Linked DNA regions of Homo sapiens: region 2 is linked to region 1. Evidence: chromatin loops called from intact Hi-C (ENCODE). Cell type or tissue: HepG2. All regions are shown on one strand. Links, peaks and the distances in the headings refer to the core of each region. The heading gives the core; the rest is flanking DNA.

The links. Hi-C counts contacts between places; a loop is a spot of excess contacts. Peaks named below come from ENCODE experiments on the same cell type or tissue, not always from the same donor. Only the 100,000 strongest peaks of a DNase experiment are listed, where the experiment ranks them.
Region 2: a loop joins it to region 1, with 11 times the contacts of the local background. A loop is called at or near these places in 23 of 110 quality-filtered maps.

The regions. Positions count from the first base shown.
Region 1 is chr1:86,826,869-86,842,612 of GRCh38, reverse strand. No RefSeq gene overlaps it. Among named protein-coding and RNA genes, the nearest start is that of SELENOF, 79 kb to the left of the region's middle. RefSeq lists an enhancer at 8,701-8,850. In HepG2, for the core only: a CTCF peak has its summit at 8,834 (motif pointing left); a DNase peak (open chromatin) is centred at 8,812.
Region 2 is chr1:87,016,604-87,032,347 of GRCh38, reverse strand. The region is part of intron 1 of HS2ST1 (heparan sulfate 2-O-sulfotransferase 1); the gene reads right to left. Among named protein-coding and RNA genes, the nearest start is that of LINC01140, 110 kb to the left of the region's middle. RefSeq lists an enhancer at 1,295-1,344 and a silencer at 14,916-15,085. In HepG2, for the core only: a CTCF peak has its summit at 6,954; a DNase peak (open chromatin) is centred at 6,957.

The DNA of each region.
Region 1 (15,744 bases), core at 5,248-13,247:
AATACTTGTTAAATTATTTATTTATTTATTTATTTTTTGAGACGGAGTCTCGCTTTGTCGCCCAGGCTGGAGTGCAGTGGCATGATCTCGGCTCACTGCAAGCTCTGCCTCCCGGGTTCACACCATTCTCCTGCCTCAGCCTCCCGAGTAGCTGGGACTACAGGCGCCTGCCGCCACACCCAGCTAACTTTTTTTTTTTTTTTTGAGACGGAGCCTCGCTCTGTCACCCAGGCTGGAGTGTAGTGGCATGATCTCGGCTCACTGCAAGCTCTGCCTCCCGGGTTCACACCATTCTCCTGCCTCAGCCTCCCGAGTAGCTGGGACTACAGGCACCCGCCATCACGCCGGGCTATTTTTTTTGTATTTTTAGTAGAGATGGGCTTTCACCGTGTTAGCCAGGATGGTCTCAATCTCCTGACCTCGTGATCCACCCGCCTTGGCCTCCCAAAGTGCTGAGATTACAGGCGTGAGCCACCTCACCTGGCCCAACTTTTTGTATTTTTAGTAGAGACGGGGTTTCACCGTGTTAGCCAGGATGATCTCGATCTCCTGACCTCGTGATCCACCCGCCTTGGCCTCCCAGAGTGCTGAGATTACAGGCGTGAGCCACCGTGCCTGGTCAATACTTGTTAAATTTTTTTTAAATTTAAAACTTGTTTATACAATTTTTATTTTTTAAATTCCTAATTATTTTTCTTTTAAATATTAGAGACAGGGTCTCGCTATTTGCCCAGGCTGGTTTTGAACTTCTGGGCTCAAGCAATCCTGCCTCGGCCTCCCAAAGTGCTGGAATTACAGGCATGAGCTACCGTGGCTGGCCAATATTTGTTAAATTAAATGAAATCCTCATTCACAGTTCTGGGTCTTTGTCCTAATAATTCTCTCTACCTGGAATGTCCTTCTGAGGCCCTCCTCAAATTCTCTAACCCACACTAATCTACTCTTTTAATGGGGATGGCATTTCAAGTTTGTGTTATAGAATTTAGCCTATGATTATATCCCACATTGGCGATATTCTTTCAATATTCAGGTAAAGATGCTGTTGACTGTTAGGATCTTTGCTGCTCCTAGCACCTATGGTTGCTCAGTGGATACCGAAATTCCTTATAATTAGACACTTAGATATAATATCTAACACCTTTCCAGCAGAAGCTCCACACATGTTTTAAAGATCAGGATTGCAGTGTTCAGCTTTCAAATAAATCAGCTTTATTCCAGGAAAGTCTGAGTAACTGCAAGAAATTAGTCAGAAAGAATAGAACAAGCAGCCCTGATCCAAGGAACATGAGATCTCCCATATAGCAAAGTCATTTCCTAATAAGGGTGATAAATTCCCTTGACAGGAACATTTGGGCCTGTCTTTCCTAAAGAGCCCATCCTTCCCTTCCACACAACACACCCTTGCCCTGTTTTTACATGAATTAAATAAGAACTCTTCTACGGGGTTCTTAAATATTTGAGGATGACAGCCTCTGGGATCATTTTGTCCTGCAGAGATTCAAATGAGTATTTTGGTCTCTTATTGAACTGCTTGCTCTAAGGCAAAGACTTACGGAGGTACTTGTTTTTCCTTTGTTGCAAGAAGGAGATAAATGCCAGTTAAACTTCAACTTTTGTGGCAGCAACGTATGACCCCAAATAACTAGCAATTGCAGAATGGACTTAGGGGAAAAGGGGGGGCTTCCCCCTCCACCAGGATTTTTTTTTTATTTTTTGAGACAGAGTTTCGCTCTTGTTGCCCGGGCTGGAGTGCAATGGTTCAATCTCAGCTCACTGCAACCTCTAACTCCTGGGTTCAAGTGATTCTCCTGACTCAGCCTCCCGAGTAGCTGGGACTACAGGCATGCGCCACCATACCCGGGTAATTTTTATATTTTTAGTAGAGACAGGGTTTCACCATGTTGGCCAGACTGGTCTTGAACTCCTGACCTGAAGTTATCCACCCACCTCAGCCTCCCAAAGTGCTGGGATTACAGGCGACAGCCACCGCGCCCAGCCCAGAATTTTTATTTGATGACAGGAATTACTAATTTCTCAACCATTAGTCAATCTATGACATACTGGACTAGTTAAGGCCATATTTTATCAAATGGAGGCTTGCATCAGTACTCTTTCCAATGTAATGATATAAATCTAACTCAAACCAACCCAAGCTAAAAATGAAATTTAATAGCAAACCTAACTGAAAAGTCCCAGAGTTTTCTGGCTTTGGGCATGGCCTGGGACAGGAATTGGCAAACAACAGCCCATTGCCTGATTTTGTAAATAAAGTGCTGTTGGCACACAGCCATGCTCATTTTTTTTAAAAAACATATTATCTAAGGCTGCTTTGAAGCTACAAAGGTAGGGCTGAGTCCTTGCAAGAGAGCCCTCATAGCTGACAAAACCTAAAATATTTACTGGCTGGCTCTTTTCAGAAAAAGTTTGCCAGCTGCTGGTCAAGGGGCTCAGATGATGTCATCAGTATTCTCTGGCCATCTCTTGGCTGTGATCTTTCTTTGAGATGGCTTCACTTTCAGGCTTTACATGGTCCACAGCAGCCCCATGTTGATATTCCTTTCTGCGAACAATCCCAGGTGAAAAAGACCAGTTCTTTTCTGGTAACTCTTGCAAAAGTCCTTGCATTTACTCTAAACTGACAACTTCAGTGAGGTACCTATCTTTGATTTGATGTCTTGTGGCAAGGAGAATGGAGTCACACTGATTGGCTTGGCCTACGTCACAATGCCTTCCCTGGTGCTAGGGTTGGGTCAGCCAAGCCAAGTCACATGGACTGAGTATCAGGGAGAGGTTCTCCAAGGGGAAGGATGTTAGCAAGCCAAAACAACAAATGCCCATTATAAAAACTTTCCCTCCACTTCTTGGTTGGTCACATTCTGATCTTGGACATTTCTTAAAGCATATCAGTGAGATCTTTGTGTGATTTCAGACCCTTAAATCAGTTACTATTAATAACAATGACCAGTTTTTGATGATGTTCAGTGCCAGACACTATGCTAAGCACTTAATAAACATTATCTTGTTTATCCTCCCAACAACTCTAAAAACTGGGCATTTTTATTTCCATTTTACTAATGAGGTAACTAAGAATGAGTTTAATAAAAACTTGCCCTAAAGGTCCCAGAGTCAGGATTGGAAGCTAGTTCTGCCTAACTCCAAACTTGAGCAATGCTGTCTTGCCTCTCCAACCTAGTAGAGCCTCACATTTCTGAGAATGTCCCGCCACACTCTCACCATCTGAATAATGCATGAGCACGGAACTGGGGACCAGGAGGCCTGAGTTCCAGTGAACAGCTCTGTCACTAACTTATTGGATGACTTTTAACAAGTTATTTACTCAATTTATGCAGTATCAGTTTCCTCATCTGTAAAATGAACAGATTAATCTGGAGTGATTTTCAAACTATGCTCTATAGAGTGTAGCAACTGCTGTAGCAGTGCCTTAGAGTCTGCCATAGGGAGCAAGGGAACACCCCAAAATTGCTCCCTCACATTTATTTTATTTATTTATTTATTTTTGAGATGGAGTCTTGCTATGTTGCCAGGCTGGAGTGCAGTGGCATGATCTTGGCTCACTGCAACCTCCGCCTCCCGGGTTCAAGCAATTCTCCCGCCTCAGCCTCCCCAGTAGCTGGGACTACAGGTGCACACCACCACGCCCAGCTAATTTTTGTATTTTTAGTAGAGACGGGGTTTCACCGTGTTGGCCAGGATGATCTCAATCTCTTGATCTCGTGATCTGCATGCATCAGCCTCCCAAAGTGCTGGGATTACAGGCGTGAGCCCCCGCACCTGGCTTTCACATTTATTTTATCATATCATTGCTATTGCTTTCTACTGGGCTTCTTCTCTTTTTTTTGAGACGGAGTCTTGCTCAGTTGTGCAGTGGTGCAATCTCGGCTCACTGCAAGCTCCTCCTCCCGGGTTCATGACATTCTCCTGCCTCAGCCTCCCGAGTAGCTGAGACTACAGGTGCCCGCCACTATGCCCAGCTAATAATTTTTGTATTTTTAGTAGAGACGGGGTTTCACCATGTTAGCCAGGATGGTCTCGATCTCCTGACCTCATGATCCACCCGCCTCGGCCTCCCAAAGTGCTGGGATTACTGGTGTGAGCCACCATGCTTGGCTTCTACTGGGCTTCTTCTTATGTCTAATATATAAAAAATAAAGGTGCCTGCAAAAAAAAAATTTTTTTAACCATGAGACTAGAAGATCTTCAAGATCTCTGTCAATATTCTTTGCTTGCTCTTGCAAAACCCATCCTCCCTTTTCTCCATCCTGTTCTGTGCCTTGGGTGGCTGACCTGTATGGACTCCGCATCAACAGCTTCCCTGTACTATGGCTTCCCATCGTAGGCTAGAGCAGCAGCAAAACAAAGGGCAAAAGGAGAGAAATGTTAGGTATTAATTTCCCTGGCTGTGTGGCTGAGTTCAAAGACCCCAACTCATGTTCACTGGCCCTCCTTTTCAGCTCTTTCTGAGTTTGGGGAACTGCTCCATTCTCTGGTCCCACCTGATTTGGGGATGACAATGGCTCACTACTGTTGGTAGCCCTTGGGTGCATCACCATCCTTTGCTTTGTTGTTGCAATGAAAATGTGCCCCATTGGCCGGGCGCGGTGGCTCACACCTGTAATCCCAGCACTTTGGGAGGCCGAGGCAGGCGGATCACCTGAGGTCAGGAGTTTGAGACCAGCCTGGCCAACTTGATGAAACCCTGTCTCTACTAAAAATACAAAAATTAGCCAGGCGTGGTGGCAGGTGCCTGTAATCCCAGCTACTCGGGAGGCTGAGGCAGGAGAATCGCATGAATTCGGGAGGCAGAAGTTGTAGTGAGCCGAGATTGCACCATTGCACTCCAGCCTGGGGGACAAAAGCAAGACTTTGTCTCAAAAAAAAAAAAAAAAAAAAAGAAAAAGAAAAAGAAAATGTGCTCAATTTCTGTCTATACCCTTGTAAATAGTTTCTTCCTTAAATACTCCTCATCCACCCATTTTAAGTGGACCATCAGAACCTTGACTGTATAATCTGTTAGGACTTCAGGATTTATGGTTTTATGCATAGTAAAAGTCACCTATCCTTCTTTTATATCCATTCTCACACCACTTTAGTGTCTGCTAACTGCCAGGAACAGTAGGCAGTGGATATTTCCTTTAGCACTAGCATTCTTTCAACCTATGACCTAAAACCCTTCATTGGAAATTATTTTAGTGCTCCCTTTTCAGCAGGAGCGGGCAAAAGACAGCAAAATAAACTGACATCTGGAGATTGTTTTTCAAAACATCTAAAAGGATAAACACATAAACACATACTTTTCTCAATCATTGTTGCTTTTATTCCTTCATTCCTTCATTTAACAAACATTTATGGAGTGCCTGAAATATTCTAAGCACTGTGTTTGGCTGTAGTGATATAAGTCCAGCATATGTGTGAAGGATTTTACAGTCCCATGAGGGAAAGACAAATAACTGAGGAATTTACCTATTGCACTCACTCAAGGAGGAATACCCATTTCCAGAATGATTCACTTTTAGACACTGAGATATCTTACAGCATTAAAGATCGCCCAGTGTCAAATATTTCATTAAGGGTTGCAATGGAAATGTGGTGCTTAACTTCAGTTAATCTGAAAATAAATTTTACTGTTAAAATGTAATCTGTCTCTAGTTATAGTAAATTCTCATTCATTTGGAGTCTACTGATGTAGATTTTAAGGAACTCACTAAGGTATTCATCTTTGCCATTGATTAAAATTTCTAAATATAATTCTTTCCTCTGTAGATTATAAGCATCTTCTTCATTAACATAAGGAATCTAACTCAAAATTTAAGATTATTTATATTTATATAAATAACTAAAATATAATGGGAAGATAAGAGAACTGTGAGAGGTGTTCATACTCAGAGAAAGAAGGGATTATATCCATTGGAAATAAGGAGATAGTATTTAAATTGTGAAGGCCAGAGAGGATTGTTTGGGAAATATTGGAAGGGGGAGATCAAGTGTTCCAAGAGAACAATGTGTACTAATCAAGAGAAGAATGTGACCAACAGCCTGCCAGAAGGAAAGTAGAGAATGTGCCTCAGACGCTACAAAATAGTTCAGTTTGATTAGAATGTAGGTGTGGGAGACATCTGCTGTTTTTGTCATCCAACCACCACAATCATTCATTCTTTGAGTAGAAAGATGCCCCAAATTGTATTTGGAGAATAACCCCTCCCTGCTGTTAAATCTCATCAGGTGTGAGAGAGGTTGACAATCTTCAGCTTCAAGGGTAGGCCCTAATTGGCCAAAGTGATTGGTTCAGTGATGAGCAGGTGACCCAATTTAGACCAATGAGAATCAGACCCAAGACTTGTGTTTGAATGTGGCAAAGATTGAGTTAGAACTCAGCTGCGAGAATTCTCTTTCTAATGGACTGCGAATGGAGCCAGCACAGAAGAAAGACATCCAATGATAGAGTGAGAAATTCGTTCCTAATGAAGACATTTCTGAAGCTGAAGTATTCCTTGAGTATTTCATCAATCAACCAATTATTACTTTAACCAATACATTCCCTTTGTTTGCTGTGCCAGTTTTGATAGGGATTTCTGTGTCTACTTTAAAATACGTTGCTCAGGACAGGCGCGGCAGCTCACGTGGGTAATCCCAGCAGTTTGGGAGGCCAAGGCAGGCAGATCACCTGAGGTTGGGAGTTCGAGACCAGCCTGACCAACATGGAGAAACCCCGTCTCTATTAAAAATACAAAATTAGCCGGGTGAGGTGGCACATGCCTGTAATCCTAGCTAACTCAGGAGGCTGAGGCAGGAGAATCACTTGAACCCAGGAGGCGGAGGTTGCGGTGAGCCGAGATTGCACAATTGTACTCCAGTCTGGGCAATAAGAGCAAAGCTCTGTCTCAAAAAAAAAAAAAAAAAAAGTTGCTCAAAGAGTTGAATCTGAAGATCTCAGAGGATCCTTACTACCAAGATATCTTTTTGATTGCATGACCCGCCTGGGTTGGACTTTGATGTAACTTGTGGACAGAATGAGGATGATGCTGGTGCAGATCCCTTCTAACCCTAGGAAGCATCTAGAGTGTGTTGCCATGGAAAGAGCATGGACTTCAAATACATAACGTATTTGTGCTTGCTCCTTAGTGGCATGGTCTTTGGGCAAGTCACTGAATATCCCCTCATATGTATAATGGTGGTGACAATAATTCTTATTTCATTGGTTGGGGAATATGTAAACTACATAGTATGTAAAGTTCCTGGCACACAATGGGTATTCCGTAAAAGTTCACTTTTTTTTGAGACAGAGTCTCGCTCTGTCGCCAGGCTGGAGTGCAATGGCGCAATCTTGGCTCACCGCAACCTCCAACTCCTTGGTTCAAGTGATTCTCCTGCCTCAGCCTCCTGAGTAACTGAGATTAGAGGCACACGCCACCATGCTCAGCTAATTTTTGTATTTTTAGTGGAGACAGGGTTTCACCATGTTGGCCAGGATGGTCTCAATCTTCTGACCTCGTTATCTGCCCACCTCGGCCTCCCAAAGTGCTGGGATTACAGGCGTGAGCCACTGCGCCCGGCCAATTCACTCTTTTTATTATGGAAGGCAGCCAAAGAGGAGCAAGGCTTTTGAATTAGAGAGACCGGGGTTCAAATTCTGACTGTACTCTGGCTAGCTATATGACCCTCAACTAGACAGATGGTTGTTACAGGAGGACAGGGACCATGTCTGTCCTTATTCCTACTGAATGCACAGTGTCCCTAATAGGCATTCGGTACATGTGTAAATTATTTAAATTTTCTGAGTCTGAAATTTTTAAATTGAGTTAATAAAATATATAGTAAAAGACTGTTGTAAGGAATAAATAATATAACATACATAAAACACTTAACTGAATGCCTGGGCCACAGTAAGTGTTCAGTAAATAATAATAATTGCAGGTAATTTTTATTAAGTACTGACCACATGCCAGTCACTATTCTAAACTCTCTAAAGCCTGGATGACAGAGTGAGACCCTGTTTCAAAAAAAAAATTATAAAAAACTCTGCATATATTGACTCATCTGATTTGCAAAATACTCTGTTCCCATTTTACAGGTAAATAAACTGAGGCTCTATTTTTATTATCATTGTCAGAAATACTTTTTTTTTTTTTTTTTTGAGATGGAGTCTTGCTCTGTCTCCCAGGCTGGAGTGCAGTGGCGTGACCTCGGCTCACTGCAAGCTCCGCCTCCCGGGTTCACGCCATTCTCCTGTCTCAGCCTCCCGAGTAGCTGGGACTACAGGCACTCGCCACCACGCCCAGTTAATTTTTTTTGTATTTTTAGTAGAGACGAGGTTTCACCGTGTTAGCCAGGATGGTCTCGATCTCCTGACCTTGTGATCCGCCCACCTCGGCCTCCCAAAGTGCTGGGATTACAGGCGTGAGCCACTGCGCCCGGCCTCAGAAATACTTGATGCCATTTTGGGCCCCATGACTCGTGAATCCAGCTCTTTCTGTTCTTAATGTTTGGGTCTCTCGACGCATCTAATTCAGGTTCCATTAAATGATGTCTTATCTTTTTCTTTTTTATATTACTAGGAAAAAGTAAGCGTTTCTTTCTTTAAAACACAATGAAGACATTTCTCTCAGTCCTCCTCTTTCCGCCATGATGTCCAGGGGGTGAGGTTGGGCCGTCAGAGGTTCTGTTGCCTGGCAGGAACCCTTTAATTCAAAGATGGCCAACAACTCAATGAGCCAGCCGGCCTTTGCTCTCTCCTGGCTGAGCTGAAGCAGCAACCAAGGGCCTCCCATCTCCAGGTCTCTCGCTCTTGTTCTTTCCCTGAGTTGCCTGCTGCCATCTGCTGGCCATATTAAGTTAAAATAATCATCACGTTGATGTTTTCCAAGTTTCTAAATGAGGCTCTGACTGCGCAGGGACTCAGGCAAAGCTGGCTCCAGCCTAATTTCCATTCAGGAACAAGGGCCTCACCGGTCAAATCAGAAACACTCTCAGGCCATTATCTCCATCCTACAAATGTGCTATCTTGTCCAGCCTCACGTTTCATACTCCCTGCCCATCTCCCACCAATCCTCTGACATCCTTTATCCATTAGGCTTGCGCAAGACTCGTATTACCATGACAATCATCCACTTAAAATTTTTTTTTGGAAACAGTTCTACACAGAAAAATTATAAGAATAGTACAAAGAATTCCCCTTGATCCGTCTCCCAGTATCAATTTAAATTTTTTCAGTTGCCTCAGCAGCTCCTTTGTAGCAAAGAATCAGTCCAGGGTCATACATTGCTCCAGTTGTCATTTTTTTTGTTTGTTTTTAGTATCTTTCAATCTGTAAATTGCCACCCTATCCTTGACCTTCATAACTTTGACATTTTAAAAAGTTACATGCCAGGCATTTTGTAAAATGTCTCTCAATTTGGGCTTGTCTGATGTTGTCTTATGCCTCAGTTTAGGCATTTTTTGGTTAAAATATAACAGATGCTGTGTCTTTTCATTACGCATTTTTTGGTTAAAATATAACAGATGCTGTGTCTTTTCATTGCATACAATAAGATTGTACTATCTTATCTGGTAGTACACCCTTATTGGACTGTTTCTGATGGTGTTAATTTTGGTTACTTTCACTAAGATAGTATCTGTCAAGATTTCTCCACTGTAAACTTACTTTTTTTCTTTTGTAATGGTGTTAGTCTCCTATTGTTTTTGCAACAAATTACCACAAACTTAGTGACTTAAAACAACACAATTTTAATAATCTTACAGTTCTGAAGGTCATAAGTCTGAAAGGAGTCCCACTGGGCTACAAGCAAGGTGTCAGCAGGGCTGCGTTCCTTCTGGAGGCTCTAGAAGAGAATCTGTTTCCTTGTTTCCTCCAGCTTCTATTCCTTGGCCCCTTCCTCCATCCTCAAAGCCAGCAGTGTTGCATCTTCAAATCTTTCTCAGACTCTGACTCCTGTTTTCATCATCTCATCTCCTTCTCTGATTCTGTTGCTACTGTCTTTCACTCACAAGGACCCCTGTGATTACATCAGACCCACCTGAACAACTTCCCCATCTCCAGATCATTAATTTACTCACACCTGCAAAGTCTCTCTTGTCCTGTTCACAGGTTCTGGGGATTTGAATGGAGACATCTTTGAGGGGCTATGATTCTGCTCCTCAGCAACTTTGAGACTGTGGAAATTCCTGTTACTTACCCCACTTTCACACGTAAGTTTTAGCATCCTTTGATGCTTCCTGCCTAATTGTTGCTATAATTATTACTGATGCCAAATGGTGATTTTCTAACTCTATAACTCCTTTTACATTTATTAGTAGGCTTTCTAATACACAAAGGAAGTTTCTCTCCTCCCCCTTTATGGAATAATTCATTTATTTATACCAATGTGGACTCATGGGTTTCTTATTTAGTTCAATAGATTATGCTTTATTACTACTGGCATTTTTTGATGTATGAATTGTTGCAGATTTGACCAGTGGGAGCCCCTTCAAGCTGCCTTTTGTGTCCTTTTAACATGTCCTCATCTTGCTTGAACACCTCCTTATTTTTGGCCATAAAAAGATAGATAGTCTAGACTCATCTTGTAATTTCCCTGCCCCAATCCTGGAATCAGCCATTTCTCCAAGGAGGCCTGGTTCCTTTTGGTGGAGAGAGGGGTTTGCAAACCAACATCTGGGTAGTAGGTGTACTCATTGCTCCCAGTTCCTTTCAGTTGACAGAGCTGGAAAATACATGCATGTATATGCACACACATTTACATCTCTATTTCTCTATTTGTACATATTGAAAACCAAGAACTTCAATACCTCCAATTTCAATTCAACACCCAAGGGTTTGTTCAAGTTTTCTTCTTTCCATATTTATGCTTCCCTTGTGAGAAATCTGGTTTAGATTAACCTTTGATATATTTACGTATGTGTCCAATCTTCCTGTGTGTAGCCTATCTTCTCTGTCTCTCTCTTTCTCTTTTTTTTTTTTTTTTTTTTTTTGAGACAGAGTCTCACTCTGTTGCTCAGGCTGGAGTGCAGTGGCATGATCTCAACTCACTGCAACCTCTGCCTCCTGGGTTCTAGCGATTCTCCTGCCTCAGCCTCCCAAGTAGCTGGGGACTACAGGTGCACACCACCATGCCTGGCTAATTTTTGTACTTTTTGGTGGAGACAGGTTTTCACCATGTTGGCCAGGCTGGTCTCAAACTCCTGATTTCAAGTGATCTGCCCGCCTCGACCTCCCGTGTTGGAATTATAGGCATGAACCACTGCGCCTGGCCTCTAGCTGATCTCTTTGGCCCTGCTGGACTACTGTTCCTTCTTATATAGGCTATCCCGGCTCAGGCCTGTCTCCTCCACTCTGCCTGCCTTGTTTGGGCCTACCTAATGGCTTTTTGAGGAATGAAGGAAGGGAGGAAGGGAGAGAGGGAGGGAGAAGGAGAAAGGGAGGCAATAGTTTTTTTCTAAGGGAAGGAAAGGAAAGAGATGATCATGTACTTCTGTAGTTTTTACTTTCTTTCTTTTTTTTTTCTTGAGACGGAGTCTTGCTCTGTCACTCAGCCTGGAGTGCAGTGGCATGATCTCGGCTCACTGCAACCTCCGCCTCCCAGGTTCAAGCAATTCTCCTGCCTCAGCCTCCTGAGAAGCTGGGACTACAAGCGCCCGCCACCATGTCCGGCTAATTTTTGTACTTTTAGTAGAGACGGGGCTTCACCATGTTGGCCAGGCTGGTCTCGAACTCTTGACCTCATGACCCGCCCACCTCGGCCTAGAATTCAAAGTGCTGGGATTCCAGGCATGAGCCACCACACCTGGCCTAGTTTTTACTTTCTTAGAGTTTTAGAGATGGGGTCTTGCTCTGTCACCCAGGCTGGGGTACCGTGGTGTGATCATAGCTCATTGCAGCCTCAAACTCCTGAGCTCAAGTGGTCCTTCCACCTCAGCCTCCCAAGCAGCTGGGATTACAGGAATGAGCCATTGCACTTGGCCAATCACATAGGTTTTTTTTGTTTTTTTTTTTTTTTTTTGAGATGGAGTCTTGCCCTGCCGCCCAGGCTGGAGTGCAATGGCACAATCTTGGCTCACTGCAACCTCCATCTCCCGTGTTCAAGCGATTCTCCTGCCTCAGCCTCCTGAGTAGCTGGGATTACAGGTGCGCACCACAATGCCCAGCTAATTTTTGTATTTTTGGTAGAGACAGCATTTCACGATGTTTGCCAGGATGGTCTCAATCTCCTGACCTCATGATCCGTCCACCTCGGCCTCCCAAAGCATTGGGATTACAGGCGTGAGGCATCACACCCAGCCCAGTCACGTATATTTTTAATGGACCTCTTACCACTATCGTAATAAATTCTTTGTTTGATGGTTATTTTCTCCACTAAAAGAAAAACTCCATGAAGGTAACAACCATGCCTGCTTTGCTCATTTATGGATTGAAACCCAGGGCCTAACACAATTGCTCTTTACGCCTAGCACATTGTAAGTACTTGAGGTTTTGGATAAATGATTAGGTTGTGTAAAACAGCAATAGCAAAATTACAACTATTGAACAGTTTATAACACAACAGACATAAACAATTACTAGTATTTACATAGTCCAAATAGTCTGTGAGCTTTCCAGACTAGAAACCAAACTATGACACCTTTTTATGTTCTCTAAGGCTGAGTGCCCTGGGGTAAAGAGATCTTACTTACTGAGCTTTTGTTGTTATTAAATATTTCTTTGGTTTTGGAGTTTCATATTGTTTAAAATAGATTTTTTTGAACTAAGAATTTCAATACCAAGCTGTATTTCAAGACAATTTCAAATATTACTGTCCTGTAGCATTTGGTAAAATTGATGTTGGCTAATGTCTTAGTCCACTCATGTTGCTATAACAAAAGATGCCCTAGACTGAGCCGTTTATAAACAGTAAAATGTATTGCTTACAGTTCTAGAGGCTAAGTCCACAATCAAGTTTCTAGCAGATATGCTGTCTGGTGAGGTTTCTCTGCTCCACAGTTTGTGCTTTCTATTAATAGTTGTGTCCTTACATGGCAGGAAGGACACACAAGCTCCCTCAGGCCTCTTTCACAAGGCACCAATCCCACTGGTGAGGACTCGCCCTCATGACCTAATCACCTCCCACATACCCCACCTCTTAATACTACCACACTGGGGACTAGGTTTCAACATACAAATTTGGGGAGGTCACAAGCATTCAGACCATAACAGTCACATAGGCAAGACAATGGTATGTTCCAGAGTTTCGTTGTGAGAAATCACTGTTATCATACTTAGCAGCGTGGCAACAAAATGGGCATATTCAGTTGCTTCCAGGCCTGTCCCATCACTCTCCTACAAATTTTTGTTAAATAGCTGTAATCATTTGCCCCCAACTTCTACCAGCAAATGTCAGAGCCAGTCTTTACACTACATGTGTTTCCCCTTTCCTCTCTCTTTTTCTCTCTTAGACACAAAGTCCTAATGCATTTGTGCTTTCCCCAAGTAAAAGGCGTCCGTTTCAGTGACTGATGGAAATAAACAGCTAGACTCTTTCAGAGGACACATTAGGAAGTAATGGAACGTGCCGAAACACAGCTTTCACAAGGGCTGAAAGTGATTGCTCAGCACAAAGGCTACAACTTCAGGCATAAAGAGCCATGCCTTTTTGCTTCTTGTCAAGGTTTTTTTTTTTTTTTTTTTTTTTTTGAGATGGAGTCTCGCTCTGTCGCCCAGGCTGGAGTGCAGTGGTGCAATCTTGGCTCACTGCAACCTCCACCTGCCAGGTTCAAGCAATTCTTCTGCCTCAGCCACCTGAGGAGCTGGGACTACAGGCACGCGCCACCACACCTGGCTAATTTTTGTATTTTTAGTAGAGATGGAGTTTCACCCTGTTGGCCAGGCTGGTCTCGAACTCCTGACTTTGTGATCTACCTGCCTCAGCCTCCCAAAGTGCTGGGATTACAAGTGTGAACCACCTCACCCGGCCTGTCAAGGTTTTTTTTAAAAAAATTAGTGACTCCATTTTTATTGTGATTACTTTCACACTGTCCCATCTGCAACTAGACTTCCTAATCCAATCGTTCTCAACCCTGACTGCCTTAGGAATGATCTAGAATCATTTCTTTAAAATACCAGTGCCCAGAAACTATGAGCAAAGATTCTGATCTCATTGGTTTAGGAGGGGCCCAGGCCTAAGTCCATTTTAAAGAGTCCTGATGATTCCTCTGTGCAGCCAGGGCCCACCCCACACCTCCCAACTCCCCCTTGATCCTTGTCCAGGTGTGTGAGAGTACAACCAAGAATACCCTGGAACCTGAGCTTTCCCTTGAGCCACACTGATTCTCAACCTGGGTACACATTAGAATCGTCTAGGGATCTTTCCAAATCCCAGTGCCAGGCTGCTTCCCAGATGAATTACGTCATACTCTCCAGGGGTGGAACCCAGGATCTGTATAAGTTCCTCAGGATATGAAAACAGGTAGCCAAGTTTGAGAGCTACTGAGCTAGCATGTTTCCATAGGGTCTTCTGAGACACTCAAACTACCAGTGGTAAAGGATGAGCTTTGGTTTTTTGTGTGTGTGTGTGTGTGTGTGTGTGTGTGTGGTCGTTATTGCTTTTAACTTTCAATCCTTTGTATTTTACAAAAATGTCAGTTAGCAAAGAAATAACTCACTAGAAAGATAAGATGAAAAAGCAGACACAACATACAAACCTAGATTTTTTATTAGATTCAAAGACACAAAATTGCTATTAAAATTTTCTAAACAGTCTCAATTTCTGTACTTACCTTGTCATAGACTATAATAGTTTGCACACTGAAGCTGGTCTTTGGGCTACACTTTAAGTAACACCATTCTGAGAAATACATTTACAAGGGATATAAATAGGTGTTGTGTGGTGGTGTGGGGGGATGGGGCTAAAATAGATTTGATAAATACAGCAAGTGATATCCTGTTTAGGACATCAAAGGCCCTAGGCTATTAATGACTCTGAGAAGTTCTGAGATAACAAAAACTGTTTAGCTTCATTTAATTCAGTGTTTCCCAATCTTATAGGATGGGGACACTTGCCTGACCCCAGCCCAGCAATACCATTAACACATTTATGAAGTATCTTAGTATGTTTGGGCTACTATGACAAAAATACTATAAACTAGGTGGCTTATAAACAACAGAAGTTTATTTCTCACAGTTCTGGAGGCTGGGAAGTCCAAAATCAAGGCTCTAGCAGATTTGGTGTCTGATGAGGGCCCACCTCTTTATCGATGGCACCTTCTCATTGTATTCTTACATGGTGGAAGGGGCCAGCAAGCTCCCTTGGGCCTCTTTTTATAAGGGCACTAATCCCATTCATGAAGACTCCACTCTCATGATCTAAACTCCTCCTAAAGATCCCACCTCTTAATAATGTCAGTCATTTTTGCATGGGGGATTACATTTCAACATATGAATTTTGGGGTAATACAAACTTTCAGAATATAGCATGAAGTGTAATCTGTTTAATGATTTATTCTCAGTCATATAAAGCATGCTGACTCACTAAAAAGAGAGATACATCTTTATCAAACTGTCCCCACATTGCCCTCTACCCAGCTGTGCCTCATTCATCTGTGGCTTGACTCTCAGTGACTGGCATTAGCAGCAACCCAGTGACCAAACTAGAGTTCTCCCTCTTTCTCATCCTGATATCCTGACAGTCACCTAGCCTGGCCAGTTCTTCCACTAAATGTGTCTGAGTCTGTTCACTCATGTCCACTGGTGCTACCTGGTTC
Region 2 (15,744 bases), core at 3,241-11,240, 190 kb before region 1:
AAAATAGATTAATTCTCACCCAACACTGTTTTTAATACTACTGTCTTCAAAAATAAAGGTTACAAGTTAAAAGTTTCACATCATACCATGAATTTTAAATGTTTTTCTATAATAGTCAAAACTTTCTCGTGAGCCTGGTATTATCAGTCTACTCATAAACAATCCTTTCCATATGAATTATTTGCAGAACAGTGTTTACTGATTAACTGATATATTTAAGAGCAATTATTTTCTTAATTTTCTTCAGCTACCACTATTGAAGTCCTATTAAATATCACATGGAATTTTTTACATTTTAAAACTGCCCTGCAATCATTTTTAATAATTAGCCATGTGTAATTCAATTATCTCTTGCAACAATAAAGAAAGAATGGTGCACTGAACCAGTAAATTATGCCATAAAATATTAGTCATAATATGGTGGTTGAATGAAACATTTTTCCATTTTAGAAGACTGGCACCTAAACATTTCATTTTTTCTTTAAAAAATTGTCACCAACATTTTTAACCTTCCAAATTCTTCCATTTCCATTATCTAAATAACAACCTTCTGTTTATTATAATGTTCAGTAGTATTGCAATAACATTGTAGATCAGCAGATTTTAAACAACCATATATTATATATTCAGTCGCAGAATTTAAGAACTAGGAAAGAACTCAAAGAAGTGCTACTCCAACTGCTGGTCTGAAACCAAATAAGGAGCTTGTACCAAAGTGTAAATTAAATTTACTATTTCCTTAATCAATAGTCTTGCTACCAAAAAAAGAATGCAACCAAACTAAATAGCACACTAGTGCTTTAGCTGATTTACATTTTGGCACAAGCTAGCTGCACATGTACTTGAGGACTGGCAATAAACAGTTGGTATATTGGCAGCCAGTCCGTGGACCACACTCTGAGTAGAATGAATCTTATAAATAATCTAGTTCAGTGGTTCTCAACGATGACTCCCAACATGAGAATCATCCAGAAAACTTTAGAAAACATGTATATCTGAGTTTTGCCTCTAGAGACTCTGATTTAGTTGGTCTGGAATAGGGCTGCAGCAGCAGTATTTCCACGGATATAGGCCTATCCCATTTTGGAGATAAGAACACTGAGACTTAGCCAGGTGACGTGGCACATGCCTGAAATCCCAGCACTTTGGGAGGCTGAGGCGGGCAGATTGCTTGAGGCCAGGAGCTCAAGACTAGCCTGGGAAACATGGCAAAACCCTGTCACCACAAAAAAATACAAAAATTAGCTGGGTGTGGGGGCGTGAGTCTATGGCCCCAGCTACTCAGGAGGCTGAGGTGAAAGGATCGCTTAACCTCAGGAGATCAAGGCTTCAGTGAGCTGAGATCAGGCCACTGTACTCCAGCCTGGGCAACAGAGCAAGACTCCATCTCAAAACGAAACACAAAACAATACTGAGACTTAAAGAACCAAACAACTTAGTCTCAGTTTACAGAACCTGAGAATAAAACAACTGACTCTCAGTATAGTTTTGCTTTGCATAATACCCCATAATAAGAATTAGTTAAAATTCTTACAGTCCTACTCTGTATTCAGGACACTGGAAGAACAGAAATATTTGTCTGTGAAATTTTTTCTTTCTTATTATTCGAGTAAGAGACAAAGTAGAAAGAAAGCATTATATGGCTAAACTTAGATTAACTGAAGGATTAATCATATCACAATATACAAATAAATTTCTTTGTTACTTAGAAAAAATCTGGAAAGAAATATTACTAAGTCAAATACTCTGATTTCTTCAAAATACTGAATTAACTTATTTTTATTTCAAGTGGAGAGGCATGTGTGTGTGCGTGTGTGCGTGTGCATGCATGTCTGTGTATATGAATGAATGAGACAGGGTCTCACTCTGTCACCCAGGTTGGAGTGCAGAGGCATGATCATATCTCACTGTAACCTTGAACTCTTGGGCTCAAGCGATCCTCCTGCTTCAGCCTCCCAAGTATCTAGGACTACAAGCACACACCACCACACCTGACTAATTTTTACACTTTTTGTAGAGATAGGGTCTCCTATGTTGCCCAGGCTGGTCTTGAACTCCTGGCCCAAGATATCCTCCAGTGGATAGGTAATTTTATTTTTACAATTTGAAAAGATTCTGTGCACATAAAAGCCAAATGAACTTGTATATCTTTTTCTCCTAATTTAACGCACATGGTAAAACAGTCAACCAGCATATCCTGGTCAGTAACAAGAATGTGTTGGTTAGCTAAGGACCCCAGGGCTGTGTAATTTTTTTTAGCAAGTCCTACAAACTGGCAAAAACACAGATAAGAGCAAGCTGAAATTAATATTTGTAAGTGCTAGCGTGTTTTGCTTCTTCTGCATTTGAAAGGAAAACTGTATACAAATTTGCTTTCCTTTTTACCGAAATACCTTTCTTCTGGGCAAGAAACCAAAATAAGTAGTAAGCATACTATAGAGTCATACTCAATTCTACTCCTAAGACCAACACACTTAAACTTCGACTTTATCCATTTGTAAGTGTCCTTGAATATGTTTATTCACCTTCTGAAGCTTTGACTTCCTCATCTGGATAAATTTTTCTAGTCATTTTCCCTACCATCATCCTCCTGTCCTGCTCTAGCTAAATTAGGTACCTCTTCTTTTTGTTCTTGTATGAAAAGTATTTATTCCTGTAGATTTCACATAAGTCAAAACTCAGTATTGAGTATTAATTTTCCCATAGGAAAAAGAAACTGTACATGACATGGTGTGAGAGCACAAAAATCTATAATCGCTGCAACATTTTTGTTTTACTGTTGCCTTTTCTCAGCTTTATCACTAATATTTTGTACAATTTTGTCTCTCATTTAACATCAATTTGTTTGGTTTTCTTCACTACATTTTACCATAATTAACTTTTTCCCCAAAGTTACTGATTTCTGGGACAATATTTTTCAGAATTACTATTGACGCCCTGCTGAATGACATTAAGAAAAGATATAAAGACTTAAAATCAAACAAATGTTTAGAATAACAGTACAATAGTAACAGAAACCATGTGTAGAAATTCTAATGCAAAAAAAGAATAATTCACATGACACTATTAAAAGAAGGTGGTTATTTTTGACTGTTAAAACATTGCACCTATGTGGCAAAAGTGCCCATACATGGTTTATGACTCACATAATATTTTCTTTAGTCTGCTAATCTACTAAATTATATTAGGTATAATTCCTAATACTAAACCATCCCTGCATTCCAGGGATAAATGCTACTTGGTCCAGATTTATTATTTTAAAACACTGCTGGATTAGATTTGCTAATATTTATATAACTATTTATTAAAATATTAAGATAAAAAGATAACACTTGGGAAAGTTTGTTCCTCATGTCTAAAACTAAGTGCATCTGGTTATTTCAACCAGGAATAGAACACTAGGGCAAACTTTGTTTCACTACCTTTGTATAAAGTAGGCTCTGATTTCAGTAGAGATTAAAAACAAAAATCAGAAACTATACTTTTTAGAAGAAACTTATTTTTAGTACAAATATAATAACAGAACAGTGGCAGTAAATTTCAAAAATATCAGCTTTTCCGTTTTTACACTAGTCATTTCCTGTAATTCTTTTCAACTATCCAGTACCTGCTCTTTAGAAATTCCTTTAGGAATATGTTGCTATTCTCCCAAAATTTAGAGTTTGCAAAAACGTGTGTGTATACATGTATCTAACATATGGTATATACCCACTGTTAAAATATCCAAAATAAGGTTTTAATCCACTTTCTAATTTTCTACAGTTTATTCACAGCCTGGTAAATAAAACAATGTTGTCAGTCTCATGTGGGAAAACAGTGAGAAACGCTCTTTTAAAAAAACAGAATGTCCTCAACTGGCTATGCCAGCCACAAGAAAGAAAATGGTGCTATTTGTTGGGATACTCTTCAATGGGTACCCAAATTATTTTTTTTAAGACAGTAAAACTATTTTCTTCTCCCAGTAAAGTCTTTTGAAAACTAAGTAAAAAACATAAATTATTTGAAGGGCGATTGGAAGACCAGCAGGCTTCTCCCCTGGCTCTGAGTTGGCCTTGAGTCACCTTTGTGAGGATTTGAGTTTCTTGGCACACAGTTTAGAAATTGTGGCCCAGATGTACCTTAGATGGGAGTCTCAGTTTGGAGTTCTCCTGACATGAAAATCACTTGTCTAGTAGTGTACGTGAAATTGTCTACTTAAAGTAGTTACCCTCTATTGTTAGGCTAGAACTTGGTTTAAACTTTAAAATAAATCTTATGACAGACCTGTGAGACAGGAAAGGGAGGCAACAATTAATACCAGAAGATATCCAGATACAATCTAAGGTAGCATTTCTTAACATTTTAAAACTCTATGTCCCAGCCGGGCGTGGTGGCTCATGCCTGTAATCCCAGCACTTCGGGAGGCCGAGGCGGGCAGATCACTTGAGGTCAGGAGTTTAAGACCAGCCTGGCCAACATGGTGAAACCCCATCTCTATTAAAAAATACAAAAATCAGCCAGGTGTGGTGGCCCATTCCTGTTGTCCCAGCTACTAGGGAGGCTGAGGCAAAAGAATCTCTTGAACTTAGGAGGCAGAGGTTGGCAGTAAGCCAAGATCGTGCCACTGCATTCCAGTCTGGGTGACAGTGAGACCCTGTCTCAAAAAAAGAAAAAACATCTATGTCCCATTCTGATAAATATAAAAGCCTTTTTTTTGCCACCCTTCTCAGTTGAGAATCTGTAACTACTCACTCCCACCAGTTATCAAACCTTACTCATGTGGACTGTATTACAAAACATCATCTTTTTTATTTTCATTTTCCCAGTATAAAATTATGTGATAATGTTAAATATGCTTTTTCAAACTATACCACCACCTATTTTGATCTGCTGCTAGTTGAGGAAGAATAATTTGAGCTCTACATGCTATGAGTTCTCATTCAGATTTCTAAAATCATGCATTCCTCCTTTCTATGATTTTAAAACATGTTGTCCACTGTATGCTTCCTTCCCACTAATTGTTGGTAAAATGACTTTAATTATAGTGCTTATCTTATGAAACTCAAAGACAGTGAATAAGTTAGGGCATGAAATCACAGTAGTTTCATTATGCAATTATCTTTATTTGATAAAAAGAAAGTGGATACCAAATAGGGTGTGGAAGCCTCTCATAAGAAAAAGTAACAGTTGGACAAAGAAGGGAATAACACAGGAAGCTGCACAGTGCTTAAAAAGTGACACTGCTATTCTAATGGTATTTCAAAACCAAAAATCTGTACTACTCTCAACTACTGTTAACTTACTCATATTTTCAGGTAGTTAAAAATATGAAGAAATTGTTTCTATACATACAACAGTCTGCTTCAGACTATTACCAACATGTATTACAATGTTATGGAGGGTTAATTATGATTAACATAAATTAGAAAAACCAGTTGACTTTAAATTTCACTATTATAATCAATATCTTAATGAATGGGTCCCCTTACAATTCAGGATATTTTAATCAAGTTTTTTTTTCTTCCCATCAATAGTGTTTATAATCAAGTTTTCTGATATTTATATTTAATATCTTCTTTTTTTAAGCTGGTAATTGAAGACCCTAGTTTTATGTTGCCATTCATCCAGAGGCTGTAGTACAGGCTTCACACATCTAAAGTTGGAAAATAGCAGCAAAAAGTCTACCTGTGAAATGCCAATGAACTTAGGGCATAGAATTTAAACCTTGTAACTAATGAGATGAAAGGAAACATCAAAAAGAACTCCTATTAAGAAACTCTGCCAATATATCCCGTTTTTTATATAATTAGATATTTCCTATTTAACAAAAACTATAACCAAAGTATAAATGTTGAATAATTTTATAAAATGCTCAGAATATTTTCATAATGTAAAACCTTACCTCCCAAAATATTTTAAAGGTATTAAGATTACTTACGAACATTTATTTAACTTCTATAAATCACTGCAGTGCTGTGTGTGACATAATTTACCTAATGCCTGCACTCAGACAAAAGAAAAGATGTTTTAAGAGTATGATCCTACCATATTTTTACCAAGGTTGCATGCTAAAGCATGCTCTTAGAATAATTACAAGTATTTCTCATCAGAACCCATGAACGTATCTCAGTGAAGGAAGGGGCCAATAAACATTGGTGACTTCACTGGGAACTGTATAACTACCAAAATCGAATGAACATATCTAGTTGTAACAGAGGTGTGGGGATGTCTTAGTTACGTCTGCACATTTGCTGTGAATACTAGTATCTTTTAAAAAAATAATTTGCAAAAATATCAAACTATATTTAATCAAAAATACAGTTGCAATCTATTGGCTCACTTTAGCAAAGAAGAATAAGAATATATTTTTTTAACACAGTATCTTTTAAATCATAGAAACAGCCTCAGCTCTACAAGTCCACCCTGCTTTAACTGCAAGAAACTGAAGCCACACTAGCAATTTTACTCAGTAACAATAAACATATGACTGCAAATATTTCAAATTTAATTTTTAATTCATGTTACATTCTGCAAATCTTAATTCCTGGAAGAATCACATGCAATAAAGAAGGAAAAGGTTTCCTAGAGATTCATGAGGGTTTATATCAAATTTTCAGCAAGAGTTGGGGGTTGTGGGGAGAAAAGCAAATTATGTGGAATTCTTAGTGAACTCAGTCATCCTTTCTGAAAGGAACACATCTTAAATTATTGATGGAAAGTATATGTACACGCAAATTCCTTCTAGACAAAAACATTTTAAAATGCAAATTTTCTATATGAAAAATACATAAATTTGGTGTTAAAATATGAGATATTCTACACAGATGTCTCTGTGCATTTGTCAAGCTATTGTGTCTTAATTCCAAATTTACCCTTTTATACTCTGCTTTGTGATCCTAGGGCTGAGGATCTGAAAACTGTATTTCCCATTTGCCATCTGGCTTCCTGCTAGGTTCTGCCAATAAGGAACACTAGAGGGAGACTAGAAAGCATGACAAATGTGTTCCCTGTTTACTTGATATTGCTGTAGGTGTCCTACAAGCAACAATACTTTGCCCTTGGCCACAACTGTTGGGTTCCAGGTTCAAGTTTCATACTAATTCTTTACAGGTAGCAACAGCCGCCAGGCAGGACCATCTCCTCAGGTCTTTGAGTCCCAGTCTGCAGGTCCCCTGTTCTTCACTTCTCCAGTTCCAGAAGTGTTAGCTGCTTTCAGCAGTTATTATCACTCAGTTACCTCAGAGCTCTCACTTTTGCTCATTCAATCCTCTGACACCTATGTAACCAATTCTCTATGTTATAGTCCCTCACTGAAATGCATAGTGAATTTCTGTTTTACTGAAGGAATCATGGCTGTTACAGTCTCTACTGTGGTAGTCGACCTTAGATAATTAAATGCAAATCATCTCTTAATAATTAAAACATACATTAAGCATGATTGTTATATAGGCATTTAATAAACAATTTCTCACAATTCAGAAATTATATTTTTGGTATAATACAATTGAAACACAGATGTATAAATGTTTCTTACTTAAAATAGGTAAAATAAAACTTAGGAAATATCAGGTTGAAAAAGGACCTTAGAAACCAAATACCATATACCTTCTACCTAAAAAAGTATTCCTATTTCAATGGCAATTGTCACCATTTATTGAGGGCTTAACATAACATGAAGTAGGGTACTTTACCTTTTCTCAATCCTTACAGCAATCCCATGAGATACATTTAATTATCCCTATTTCATAGTTAAGGAAATTTAAAAGGTTATGTTTCTTGCTCAAGGTCACAATAGTCCCTAAGTGGCAGAGCACTCAAACCTAATCTGCCTGATTCTTTCTTTTCCTGTTTTTTTTTTTTTTTTCTTTGAGACGGAGTCTCACTCTGTCGCCCAGGCTGAAGTGCAATGGCACAATCTCGGCTCACGGAAGCCTCCACCTCCTGGGTTCAAGAGATTCTCCTGCCTCAGCCTCCTGATTAGCTGGGATTACAGTCGTGCACCACCACGCCATCTAATTTTTGTATTTTTAGTAGAGACGGGGGTTTCACCATATTTATCAGGCTGGTCTTGAACTCCTGACCTCATGATCTGCCTGCCTTGGCCTCCCAAAGTGCCTGGGATTATAGGTGTGAGCCACTGCGCCCAGCCAGATCTGCCTGATTCTTAAAAATGACTACTGATCTCTCAATTTCACCATGCTTCCTCCTTCCATTAATCCTGATAGCAATCTCTGCATAACCACCACCAAAAGTCTTTAAGACACTGCTCTTTAAATTGTTAATACCTATTGGTATGCTCTTATATTAAGCTGAAATCTGTCTCCCTATATCTTCTACATCCATTAGTTCTATTTTTGTCCTTTGGAGAAACACAGAACTTAAATAATGCCTCCTAATGCCAACTCTGCTCTTTGTCCTGTTAGCCCTTTCTCCAATGGCTCTTCATCAGTTGTTTTCTACTATGGATATGTCCCAGTGGCGGCATGACCTCAATAGATATATTTAAATCAAAATCTGAAAATGCAGTAATGTTCTAAGCATAAGTCATTGCTTGAAAAAAAATAGTAACACAAACGATACCTTAGAATAATCCTCAATTTTACATTTAGAATTGTGTTTATCATATTTTCTGAGACATGAATGTTAAGACACATTCATCTATCCCATTCAATATATCCTTATCATGCACCTAATATGAGCTAGGCACTATGCTACCTGTTGAAGACAGAGTGATAAATAAAATACAGTTCTTGTCCTTAAGGAACTCAGAGTCTGGCATATCAAGATACTAGCATATGCCTCAGTGTTAATCTGTTCATAGAGATACACAAGGATATATTATATTTTTGTGCCAGTGATAGCATGTTATACATACTATTCTAAACCCTACTTTTTTTTTTTTTAACATATCTTGAAGAACATTACACATCAGTTTGTATAAGTGGTTTTCTTTAACAGCAGCACGGTAATTCTCAGAATGCATGAACCAGAACTTATTTTACCACTCATCTATGAATAGACATTTAGGATGCTTATGATCTTTTTTTATGACAAAAAAAACTGCTGCAATGAATATCCTTGTAAATACATCATTTTGCATAAGTCGTTATTTATCTTTAGGATAACTAGAGTTTGCAGATTTTTAAAAGGGCATGTACATTTAAAATTTTGTATATTTTTTCCAAATTATTCTCCATAAAAGTTATACCAACTCATTAGTTCTGCTATTACACTAACTTTGAAATTTGAATTTGTTACAACACAATTGACATATTGGGAACAATTTGGACATAACACAAATTTTGTATTTGTTTATGCTTGATTTTATCCTCAAGAAAGCAGATAAATGTAGAAAACTGTACCTAGCTAAACAGAGCAGGGTAGGCATATACAAATCATACGTACCTCCTACATCCACCTCAGCTTACAGAGGTATGAGCTCACATGTGTCACAAGCCACAACCATTCACATTCATTGTTACAAGTTTCCAACCCATTTTGAATAACCTTTCTCTACCACTTTCCAATATGGAAGATTTTGAGTTGCATATGCCTGACTTTGAGTTCCTGGAGGACAAGAACTATCTCTTCTTTATTATAGCACAACTGACTATTCCTTTATAATGGTATATGAATATGTCTGTTTTCCCATAACTATGAAAACACTGTGTTGGCAGCTTTTTAAATCTTATTAATATGATAGGTAAGAAAGGTACCTTATTAACTCACAAGGTGCAACCCTTCTAGGGCCCACTTCCACAAGCAAAGTTCAGGTCTTTTTCAAGGTAAAGTACCATGTTTATTTTATTTAGCCATTCATGTACTTAGCCATTTAACATGTATTTTAAAAACTGTGCCACAATTTTTATTAGGGTCTTAAATTTTGTGTCACTGATGAAGTTTTTGAGTGTTGTGCTCCTAATCTCATTTTTCTCACAAGCTCTGTGTTTTTTATGGTGCAATTTTGCCTAACACAGCCAAGGAACATATATGTTGAACTATGGCAGAACTGACTGTATTCGCTCATAACAATATATGAGTATGTCTGTTTCCCATAACTGTGAAAATGGTGTGTTGGCAGCTTTGTAAATCTTACTAATATGACAGGTAAGAAAGCTACCTTATTAAGGGTCACCTTGCATTTTACTTGAATTTTTTAATGTAATGAAAAATTATCTTTAAAAAATGAAAGGATCCACATTTTTTCCACTTAATAATACCAGCCGACTGTTTTTTTCAAATTAAAATAATCTCTGTCAACACAGACCTGCTGACTTCACCCATTCTACTAATTTTCCTTTCTAATCTCTCAAAAGAATTTTGGGAATTCTGGGTCAAAACAGTATACCTGATACCTCCATACATAGAAATTAACTCAAAGTACAATACTGTGTTACTTTCAGATTCTTCTGTGATCTTGCAAACTACATAAGAAGTAGGAAATAATTTTCTAATTTGGCATAAAATAAATGAGAACAAAACTTTTGGTTGAAATGTATAGTCAGAGTTGATGGGTCTCTGAAGTATCATCGGTGGTATGAAATAACACTGTCAGCTTGGCTTGGTGGCTCATGCCTATAATCTCAGCACTTTGGGAGGCCAAGGCAGAAGGATCACTTGAGGCCAGGAGTTTGAGACCAGACTATGCAACAAAGTGAGACTGTGTCTCCATAAAAAATTAAACAATTAGCTGGGTGTGGTGGTATGCACCTTGTAGTTCCGACTACTCAGGAGACTGAGGTGGGAGGATCCCTTGAGCCCGGAAACTCAAGGTTGTAGTGAGTAGTGATTGTGCCATTGTACTCCACCCTGGATGACAGAGTGAAATCTTGTCTCAAAATAAATAAATAACACCACCACCACCAATAATATTGTCAACTACCAACTATCAGATAAGCCTTATTTAATTTTTGTTTGGAAAATATGAATTTGACAAGCAAGCTGAGTAGCTGGTTTAAAAGGCTATACTTCTTTATTATCTCAAGAAGGGATTTATGGAAGAACATGGAATGTTTGTAGGGCCTACAAATATTGACTAGAGGGGGGAACTAATGAATACTGTATGGATTCTGAACAAGGTCTAAACTGCGTACTTCTTACAAATTCAAAATATATTCTGGGAGTGAGAAACACACCTGAAGGACAAGTGGAGTCAACATGTATTCTGGGAGTGAGAAACACACCTGAAGGACAAGGCCTGCTGGTAATTTTTTTTATATGTAATGGAAGAACATGATTTAAGGCAAATCAGTGAAAATCTTAAGGTAGACACCCTGCACTAAATTCCTTAAGTTACCTCTTGACTAACTTCCCAGCCAATGTCTGGAATAGGAGAAAGGTCATCTTAAATGGGAAAAGAGGAGTAGCTGGGGTACTAAGGAATTTGATAACCAAAGGTAGAGAAGAAAACTGATGTACCTATAGAATGAGGCTCAGAACTGTTTATGGTCATGGTTCATTTAGATGAGGGCTAAAGATCTTGTTATGTCCTGAATTGTTTCCCTGACCCCCAATTCATATGTTGAAGTCTTAACCCCCAGTACCTCTGAATGTAACTGTATTTAAAGACAAGGTCTTTAAAGAGGTAATTATGTCCTCACAGGAGAGGAGATTAAAACACAGACATGCACAGAGACTATGTGAAGACACAGTGAGAAGATGATCTACAAGCCAAGGGAAGGGGCCTCAAATAAATCAACCCTGCCAACACCTTGATCTCCTTGATCTCAAACTCCTAGCCTCCAAAACTGTCAGATGTTTAAGCCATCCAGTCTGTCATACTTTGTTATGGCAGCCCTCACAAACTAATACAGACCTAAAGAGAAAGGGCCATAAAATAATTAAATTAAGAATGGTATCTAAAATCCTTTGGAAACTCAAGAAATACAATGCTCCTTTTGAGATAAAAGTGCAGTAGAGCATTCATGTGGGAAAGTGGTTTTTCCCATTCATTTCAGCACTGCATGTACTAGAATAGGAAGCATAAAAGTGAATGACCAAATAGTAGCTGATCAGACATGAAAGATGCATTTGCATCAGTGTAATAGAGGCAAATATACACTGTGAGAACTAAAAACCTTGGAATTACTAACACCTGACACTCCAGGAGCCATCATTTTAATCTGCTTTCTTGTATCCCTCAACTTTAGAGCCAACAAGATTTGAAATGGCCAGAGTTCCTTGTGATAAAGGGGTTTGTTTTTATTTAGTAAATGTTAATACTCTCAAAATATAATTTAGCAAAAATTTTACTGTCACGTAATAAAAAGGCCAAAATAACATCTCCAGCTCTACTCCCAAAGTCATTTCACAGAAAATAATGAGAGATACTCTCCATGCTAATAGAAACAAAAAATTTTAAGGTTATTCAAATTGACTTATACAATAATCTCCCTGCCCACTTGGCTTCCATTATTAGTACAGATTTGAGCAAACTGATAGATTTCTATGGGAGTCAGAAAAAGTTTTTATTGTTGACAGCACAAACACACTCTGTAGAACAGATGCTGTCATCAAATTGTAGTATTATTCAGTTACTCTGCTTTGAAATTAAGTGAAGTACTTGTTTAAAAATGTTTTCTCATTAGAATGTACAATGATCATTTAAAATTCTATCTGCTATAATAGGATATTTCTATCACATTGCAATCTGGACTGTGCCATAAACACTATTGTACTTGAACAGATGGAAATCATAAAGTGATATTTAGCTACAGATTTCCTGTCATATAGTTTTGCAAACTGAAAGAGGAAAAATCAACACTTGCAACCAACTAAAAACAAAATACTATCCAGTAAGCTAAAGTGATGCTAATGTGACATAAGAATATAAATGCATTCAATTTAATGTACTGTGACTTTTGGGGAAAAAAGTAAATATTAAAAAGATATTTCACAAATTTATTCAAGTTTATGATGGGGGCAGGGCCCAGAGAAGGAGTGACATGAAAGACATCTACAACATACAAACTCTGACATTGCATGTAATAGTTTTAACGGATCAAGTGCTATATGTCCTAGTAAACTCAGTATATGATGGTTAAGAAATATCCAAGGATATTAAGGAATACCGTTTGAACTTTAAAGACTTAATTCCTTCTTACAGAAATGTGATACCTGCAACCTGCTTCATAAAATTACTAAGGAAATTAATAAATGTATGCAAAGTACTATACAGTGATAAGCAATTTTAATTCCAGGGAGAGCTTTTTAACTCATCAACAGATGAATGTCTAATCTATTAGCCACATAACACCACATTGCTGATTGATAAATCTAAAATTCTAGTTTCTAAACTGACAGTTTTGAAAATCAATACAGTCATCAAAACTAACATTATAGTGAAATATATTCCAGACACATGTGCTCAAGAATGCCTATCTAAAGAAACATCATAATTAGCCATTTATATTCCATGCATTTTACAAACATACAATATATCAGTCAAGGTCCAATTAGAAATTAGAAATCACACAGGAGTTTGAACAGGGAAAATTCAACATAAAGAATCATTATTATAACTAAACAGAGTACTGGAATAACCAGAGATTGGCTACTAAGAAGTAAGGAGAACTCTAGAACATGATAAGGCGCAACCACCACCCTTAGAACTAAAACGGAATGGCCAAGAAAGAATACCTACTATATCCCCAGACTAAGATCCAGATTTTGTTGGAAAGGTCACAGCTATGGCTCACTGGATGGCACAGAAGATGCTGTGGTGCTACATAAGCAGAACTTGCTGGAAATCTGTCCTTTAGAGCGTCATGAAAAGCTATTCATGGGTGGTGTCTCACTGGAAGCACTCCACTATAAAACCACCCAGAAGATGTTGGCTGCTAGGTGCTGCTGGTTTCCATGCACTGCAGGAGCCAAACGCTATTGCTACAAGCAGCAAAAGCAGCAGAGTTACTCTGCTACAAAACTGCCTCGTGGGTGGATAGGGTATAGGGTTCTGCAAGAAGCTACAGGCCATTGAGTGCAGATGACCATTTTGCACTTTAGGAGCCAGGGAAGCTGCAAGCACTCAAAAACTAGTAAAGAAGCTCCCTTCCTCCTTTAATGGCATTGTGTCAGTACCCTTAACTGACAAAAGTTAATACTGTGCCAGCTGGCAAAGGAAAAATATTTAAAGGATTCATCTCCATTTTCCCAGGGCAGTAAACGAAGGGTAAATATGTTTTTTCTTTGTGTGTGTGTGTGTCTGTGTGTGTGTGTGTGTGTGTGTGTGTGTGTGGCTTTTATTTATCTTTGAAGGGTAAATAAAGAGGTGAGAGTTACATTGATGAGTAGGACACTCAGCTAGAATTCCAAACTGCTATGTTTTACCTTGGGAAATGGAAAATAAAGATGTAAGCCAATGAGTCAAGGATGAGAAAACCTTAGGTAAAATCAATTCCTTAAACCTGTTTTCCTAATTTTAAAAAAGGGGAACAACCATTCATATTCAAGACACTTTTGTGGGGGATAGATGGATAAAATACAAAATTTGAATATTCTGATTTGGGGCCTGTTTTCCCTCGGAAACATAGGCTAAGCCAGAAGAAAGGACACATATATCAAAAATCAAAAATAAAAAAGCAAACATAGGCTAAGCCAGAAGAAAGGACACATATATCAAAAATCAAAAATAAAAAAGCAAACATAGGCCTAAACCAGAAGAAAGGACACATATATCAAAAATCAAAAATAAAAAAGCATCAAATATGTAAATAACTGGGGGGTTTTCAGCCAATTGTTTTTAACAAGTTTACTCTTGTTGAAACAAAAGACGAATGACTGTGCCCGCTGTCTTCTCTTACTATGCCTATCAAGCATGATTAGCTAATACTTAGAACATTTCTCCTTGCTATGTATATATAACATATGGTTATAATGGCTAGACTATGGCATATGATAAATATGAAGAAAATGGTAATTTTAAAAAGAGAGAGGCCGGGTGTGGTGGCTTATGCCTGTAATCCCAGCACTTTGGGAGGCCGAGGCAGGCAGATCACCTGAGGTCAGGAGTTCAAGACCAGCCTGGTCAACACGGTGAAACCCCCTCTCTACTAAAAATACAAAAATTAGCTGGACATGGTGGTGAATCCCTGTAGTCCCAGCTACTCGGGAGGTTGAGACAGGAGAATCGCTTGAACCTGGGAGGCGGAGGTTGCAGTGAGCCGAGATGGCACCACTGCACTACAGCCTGGGTGACAGAGTGAGATTCCGTCGCAAAAAAGAAAGGAGAGAGAGAGAGAGAAAGGCTGCTACACTAGACACAAATTTTGTTCTTCATTCCCTGCACTCTTAATTTTACAGCCTCAGCCTAGAAACCTCATTCAGTCCCATGTTAACACCTAAATCTTCATTTCCAAGCTAATCTTGGAAATTAGCTTGGAATTTTCAAGCTTTAAGGTGCCTAAGGCACCCTAAAGATAACATATCATATGTAACAACCAAGTTCCTTTTAAAATGTCATAAAAATTGACCCCAAAAAGAAAGTGAAAACCTGAAAAAAAAAAACCCAATAACCATTAAAGAAACTGACGGTCAAAAATCTCCACCATCCTATAGCAACTCTCTGTTCCAACAGGTATCAGGTCCAGAGGATACGGCTGAACAGAGCCAAAAGGTAGAATGGGGGCACGGGTGAATGGGACACAGGCACTTGGTTGCTACATTCAATTTAGTGTGTTTTATGTATAGCTGCTGCAACTTGGAAGTCCTGGGAATTATTATTATAAACCAACTTCACTTCTATATTATATTGATGCTATTCCCTTA